Regions from separate parts of the Homo sapiens genome. Here region 2 is linked to region 1. Evidence: read pairs that join two places in POLR2A ChIA-PET (ENCODE). Cell type or tissue: MCF 10A. All regions are shown on one strand. Links, peaks and the distances in the headings refer to the core of each region. The heading gives the core; the rest is flanking DNA.

What was found. Peaks named below come from ENCODE experiments on the same cell type or tissue, not always from the same donor. Only the 100,000 strongest peaks of a DNase experiment are listed, where the experiment ranks them.
Region 2: POLR2A ChIA-PET joins it to region 1 with 6 read pairs; 3 of 35 experiments call an interaction of 5 or more read pairs at or near these places.

What each region holds. Positions count from the first base shown.
Region 1 is chr5:151,618,303-151,621,215 of GRCh38, reverse strand. No RefSeq gene overlaps it. Among named protein-coding and RNA genes, the nearest start is that of FAT2, 28 kb to the right of the region's middle. RefSeq lists enhancers at 452-1,128, 1,129-1,807. In MCF 10A, for the core only: no CTCF peak of the experiment used is centred there; DNase peaks (open chromatin) are centred at 565, 1,285 and 2,105.
Region 2 is chr5:151,548,611-151,551,523 of GRCh38, reverse strand. It overlaps FAT2 (FAT atypical cadherin 2), which reads left to right. Exons shown (of 24, transcript NM_001447.3): 7 at 1-57; 8 at 653-934; 9 at 2,019-2,229. It also overlaps a transcript of SLC36A1 not described here. Among named protein-coding and RNA genes, the nearest start is that of MIR6499, 28 kb to the right of the region's middle. In MCF 10A, for the core only: no CTCF peak of the experiment used is centred there; a DNase peak (open chromatin) is centred at 1,153.

The sequences.
Region 1 (2,913 bases), core at 306-2,805:
CTTTGCCCCATCACCCACTGCTGTCCCGGGTCACCCAGAGCCCTCTTCCTGGGCCTCTGCCCCCTCACTGGCTGCAGGAGCCCAGGCTCTCAATTTGATGCACTCTGACCACTTTCTCAGGTCAAAAATATGTTCATTGCTTAAAATTCACCAATAGACTGGATCTGTTCCCCCAACCTCCTCCACCACCCCCCACCTCTGCTTCTTTTTCTGTGGGTCACGCTGCGTTCACAAAGACCTTTGGAGACTGGGAGCCTGTTGTACATGAAGGGTGGAGTGTCAGTTGTACGTGGGAGATGTTAGGGGCAAGGGTACATTGCCAGGAGGTGGTGTTTATCCAGACTTCTCTCTGCCAAGGGGCTTCCCACTTTGTCTATGATTAGGACTGGTGCAGGAAAAAAGACACTTCTTGTTCAGAAGGTCCCCTGAGAATTTCCCCAGAGGGAAGGCTGCTGTCCCAGGAAGCTTCTCAGGAAAGGGACTCCAGACTTTGCATTCTTGGCCCCGCCTGACATGCAGGCTTCGCCCTGTTTCGGGGCTGATGAGAAAGCACGGCCCCAGGCACTGGGGCTTCATATTAAATTCTTAATAGCCATGGTGGGTTTGATCCCACACTCCCGAGAGAATTAGTCACTACAGGTTCAAGTGAGGAATTTATGGACAGGCCTCAACAATCTGCTTCTAATTTGGGGATGGAAACTTTGATTTAAGAATCCCAAAAGGCAATATAGTATGCACAGAGGAAGGAGCGCAAGGTGGGGAGGCCTTGATTCCGGTCATTGAACACACTTTATTCATTTCTGTGTCTGGCACTGTCCTAGTCGAGGCCCCTTCCTGTGAGTCGAAAGCTATGTTACCTTGGGCAAGTTCCTCCCCATTTCTAGGCTTCAGCTTCCTGACTGGCAGAAGGATGGAATGCAGCTCCCTTCTGGCTTTTGTTGGGGGTGGAGCGGTGGGGGGCTTTGATGCCATGAGTCTGGGTCTATGAAGGACAAATGGCATCTCCAGCTGTGGCTGCTCCCAGGGAGGGCTCCCCTATGGAAAGTTGGCTTTGGTGGCACAGCAGTTCCTGGAAGCCCGTGCATGCCTGAGATGCATTCATTACCCCCTGTCTGGAAACCCTGCCTGCCCTCCTGCTGCTGGGGAGGCATGGAAGGGGTTAAAGTTGCTGTGCAAGGAAGGAATAGACTCACTCCTTCCCCTCCCTTGTCAGGTCTTCTCCCCCTTTTGTTCTCAGGGATTTGCTCAGCTTGCTGGGGTTAGGTAAGCCTCCACTCTGGGCTGGGAGCCGCCACTCTGCTGTGTGGAGAGAACAGAACTGCAGCAACTTGCCCTGGCTCTTCCCCCAGGCAAGAAATCTGAAGCTACCACAAGGGGTGGGGAAATCTTGGAACCTGAGACAGTGGCCAAGCTGGAGCTAGAAGTGTCTTTAGGTATCACTGAGCCCAACTAACTCCTTTTGCAGGTGGGGAAACTGAGGCCCAGAAAAGAGACATTTGTTGGGTTCGCAGCTAGTTAGGTGGATTCAAATGCAGGTTTTCTCAATTTCTGGGCCTGCTCTCTTCACAGGGTATAAAGCTCTAACACAACAATGGAGGTAAAGTGTGGAACCAGTGGTCTCTTGGGGGTCCCTCAGGCTACTTTGTCACATGGCTCCATGGCTCCTGGACAATACATGAGTTGACCAGTTGTCAGTCATCTCAGGATGTGGTGTCAGGGAAACACCAGGATCCTGGAGGCGTGGGGACTCTTTCTGACTACCTGTGAGCTGAATGACTCTGGACACATCATGTCACCTCTCTGAGACAGTTTTGCCACTGCAAAATGGGGCCAGAATCCCTGCTTTCCCTAATTCATAGGTGTCTGTGTGGAATAATGTACTTTGAAGACTGCAAAGCTCTACATGTGCTCTGCATCCATTTCCCCTCCCTCTGGTTCTGCCCCTGATTTTCAGGAGGGGTTCAGTCTACTTTAGTCTTTAAGCTTAACCAGTGGTTGGGGGCAACGGACCCAACCTATGCTCCAGAGTTGGGTGTGAGACTTGGCTTTGCCAATCAGAGCATGAGTTCCCTGTGGTCACTGTGATTGGCTCAGGGTTGGGCTTGTGTCCCAATCACAGACAATCAATATTCATCCTGGGACTTTTGCTTGAGTGACAGAGAGAAATGACTCACTCTTTTCTCAGCTGAACAATAGCCTCGGAGAATGTGAACTTAGAGCTCCCAGGGACCACCAGGTGAGGAGAAACTACCTGATAATTAAGTAAATGCAAAGGAAAATAGCCAAAAAGCAGAGAAGGGTGATCTCTTGACAACGCTGTTTGCTCATTTGGCCTCATACTTAGACCTAAGGACAAACTCTCCCTGGATATGAGTCAATTCATTTCTTTTATTGTCTCCTTTTCTTCTTTGGTCCCTTTTTCTTTCTATCCATTTCCTTATTTTTGCTTAAGCAAGTCTGATTTGGGTTTCTGTCACTTGCAATCAAATTCCTTATTAAGACAAAAAAAAAAAAGAAAAATAATAATTACTGGGCAAACAATGTTAGTTACTGACCCAATATCCATTTCTCCTTCTCACTAAAAAAACCCTGGTTGGGAAATGAGAGCAGGGAGAGACAATGTGTTAAGTCCCAGGAGAGATGGAATGGTGGTGAAAGTTAATCACGACATCCCTGTTTCTTGTTTTTCATGATTCTTTGCAGCTGGTGGTGGCCGTGTGACCTAGTTCTAGACTGTGAAACATAGGAGCAATCAGCTAGGAAAGAAAACATATGGGGCTTCTGGGAATGTAGACATAGCCAGCATCACCCCATCTCCTTTCCCCTGCCTTGAAAGTGAGTGTGATGTCTGGAGCTTCAGCAGCAATATTGTGTTTATGAGGCAGAAGCCAAAAGAACTGCAGTGACACCAGC
Region 2 (2,913 bases), core at 1-2,500, 69 kb after region 1:
TCGAACTATAACTTGACTGTTGAGGTGACAGATGGGTCCCGCACCATTGCCACACAGGTTAGAGGCCTCGGCTGGGGACCCCTGTATTGAGAGGAGATGGAAGGCCTTCTTGGTTGGGATGAGGCTACAGAGGTTTTCTGTGGATGTGGTGTTCCTCAAGGAACACTGAATTTAGAATCAAAGTTCTTGTCTAATACACTCTCTACTTCTGTGATCCTGGGAGAATTCTTTCTCCCACTCTGGATCTGTCTATAATTGGAAGCTTGTTTAAATGAGCAGTTTTAATTAAAGATAGAGTACAATGGGGCTACTATGGGTATAGGGGGATGATGGTTGGGTAAGTGGGGCTCTGAATTTCTATTCTAGCTTCAGCCAGTGTTTTATCTGTTTCTTACATTTGGATTTCACACAACATTTCACTTGATGGAAAGGCCCTTCCAGAAAATTTTTGTTTTTGAAAAACACTAGACTGTGCAGCATCTGAAGGTCTTTTGATTTTGAAATACTGTCATTCATTCAACAAATATTTATCAAGTGATTGCTGAGTGCCAGGCACTGTGCTAGGCCTGGGTGATACAGGGAGGTCCAGACAGACCCAGTCCCTGTTCCCCTGGGGCTTGCAGTGCACCTTCTCCCTCATCTCCCTCCCTAGGTCCACATCTTCATGATTGCCAACATTAACCACCATCGGCCCCAGTTTCTGGAAACTCGTTATGAAGTCAGAGTTCCCCAGGACACCGTGCCAGGGGTAGAGCTCCTGCGAGTCCAGGCCATAGATCAAGACAAGGGCAAAAGCCTCATCTATACCATACATGGCAGCCAAGACCCAGGAAGTGCCAGCCTCTTCCAGCTGGACCCAAGCAGTGGTGTCCTGGTAACGGTGGGAAAATTGGACCTCGGCTCGGGGCCCTCCCAGCACACACTGACAGTCATGGTGAGTAAATGGAAAAATCTGGTGAGAATACGTTTGCATGTAGATGTGTAGGGGTGGACATGCTTGGAGACATGCTGAAGGTCCCCCTTCCCCTCATAAGGACCATGCACGAGACAGAGTTGTGACATTTCACAGCTGGCTAAGGGCACCTTCCATAAGGGATGCCTGGAAGTGAAGGTAGAGATGGGACGGCTGCCAAGGAAACTCCTGTCAACCTCAGCTTTCTCTGGACTCACCCCAGATATTTCCCAAGAGCTCTCTCCCTGCTCAGTGACTTCATGACACAATGTGGATTCATGTAATGTCAGAGCTGGAAGGGACACAGAGCCTCTCCCACTGAGAGCAAGGACTAGGGTCAGGCCAGCAAGGCATGCAGGACACAAAATGTAAGGAGGGCTCACTCTCTGGGCCATGTGCCTGCATTTTTATGACCCCAAGAGTCAGAGCCTCTTTAAATTTTGCACCCTACTTGCCTCACTTGCTTCCCCCTAGTTCTATCCCTGACCCTGCCCATTTGTCTCATCTTACACCTGAGACCCACAGAGAAAGACAGACTTCCTCACTGTCATACAGTTATTTATGATGGAACCAGAATCGGAGCCTGGCCTCCTGTCTTAAAGATCAGGGTTCTTATGTGCTAATTTATCATCCTCTGGGCATATAATACGTATTCAAGGCTCTGAGAAGTCCTGCAACAAAGAAAACTGTTTGACTGCATTTAATTCAGTGCTCCCCAAATTTATGTGACCATATAATTTTTTTTTCCTGCATGACATGTTAACATCTTGAAGAATGAGTATTCTCTGAGATGTAATTTGGAAAACACTGCTTCTCTGCCTATTTCTGTCTTTCTCCTAAAATAGAATTATCCATTAAAACAGCTGAGCCTAGGAATCATTGACTGATCCATTTACATAAATGAAGAAAAAGAGCATATAGATTAGAACAACATTTAAAAGAATATGGGGAGTTAGTTACAATTGGGCATATTTTAAATTGGCATTCTAGTTCATTAACCTTACCCTAACCCTGCCTCCTCCTATTCCATTTGCTGCTTACCCAATTACCCCCTTTGGGCCCATAGGTCCGAGACCAGGAAATACCTATCAAGAGGAACTTCGTGTGGGTGACCATTCATGTGGAGGATGGAAACCTCCACCCACCCCGCTTCACTCAGCTCCATTATGAGGCAAGTGTTCCTGACACCATAGCCCCCGGCACAGAGCTGCTGCAGGTCCGAGCCATGGATGCTGACCGGGGAGTCAATGCTGAGGTCCACTACTCCCTCCTGAAAGGTGAGAGGCCTGGCCATGAGCTCAGAGGATGGGTCAAGATGCTTTAGAAATAAAGGAAAGCACTAGAGGCATGAATTCGCAAATTAATCAAGTACCAAGCTCATTAAGCCTTGGCAAACAATAATTCTAGAGCATTCCCTGGGACTACCTAAATTAATGCACTTCCAAAGGTAGTAATAACATAATTACTACAATATGAGTAAGGACCACTCATGCTGTGGGAGAATTTGCATATATATTATATAAACCCACCAGTGACCAAACATGTAGAAGATATTTATGAAGTCCATGCAACATTTAAAAATGTAATAACTTCATGCATGTATCTTAGAACACTTTATGAAGTGTATGGCATAGTTTTAGAAGTAATTTTTATTTTCTGATAAGGCTCCACAGTGATTTAGTATCTATTTTATGGGTTTATCTATTTTATGGGTTTCTTCATCTCAAAAACGGGAATAATCTTACCTGTGCCAGAAAGTCATTGCAAAGATTAAAAGAGAAAATGTATGTTGGCCAGATGCGGTGGCTCACGCCTGTAATCCTAGCACTTTGGGAGGCCGAGGCGGGCGGATCACCTGAGGTTGGGAGTTCGAGACCCGCCTAGCCAACATGGTGAAACTCCGTCTCTACTAAAAATACAAAAATTAGCCTGGCATGGTGACATGCACCTGTAATCCCAGC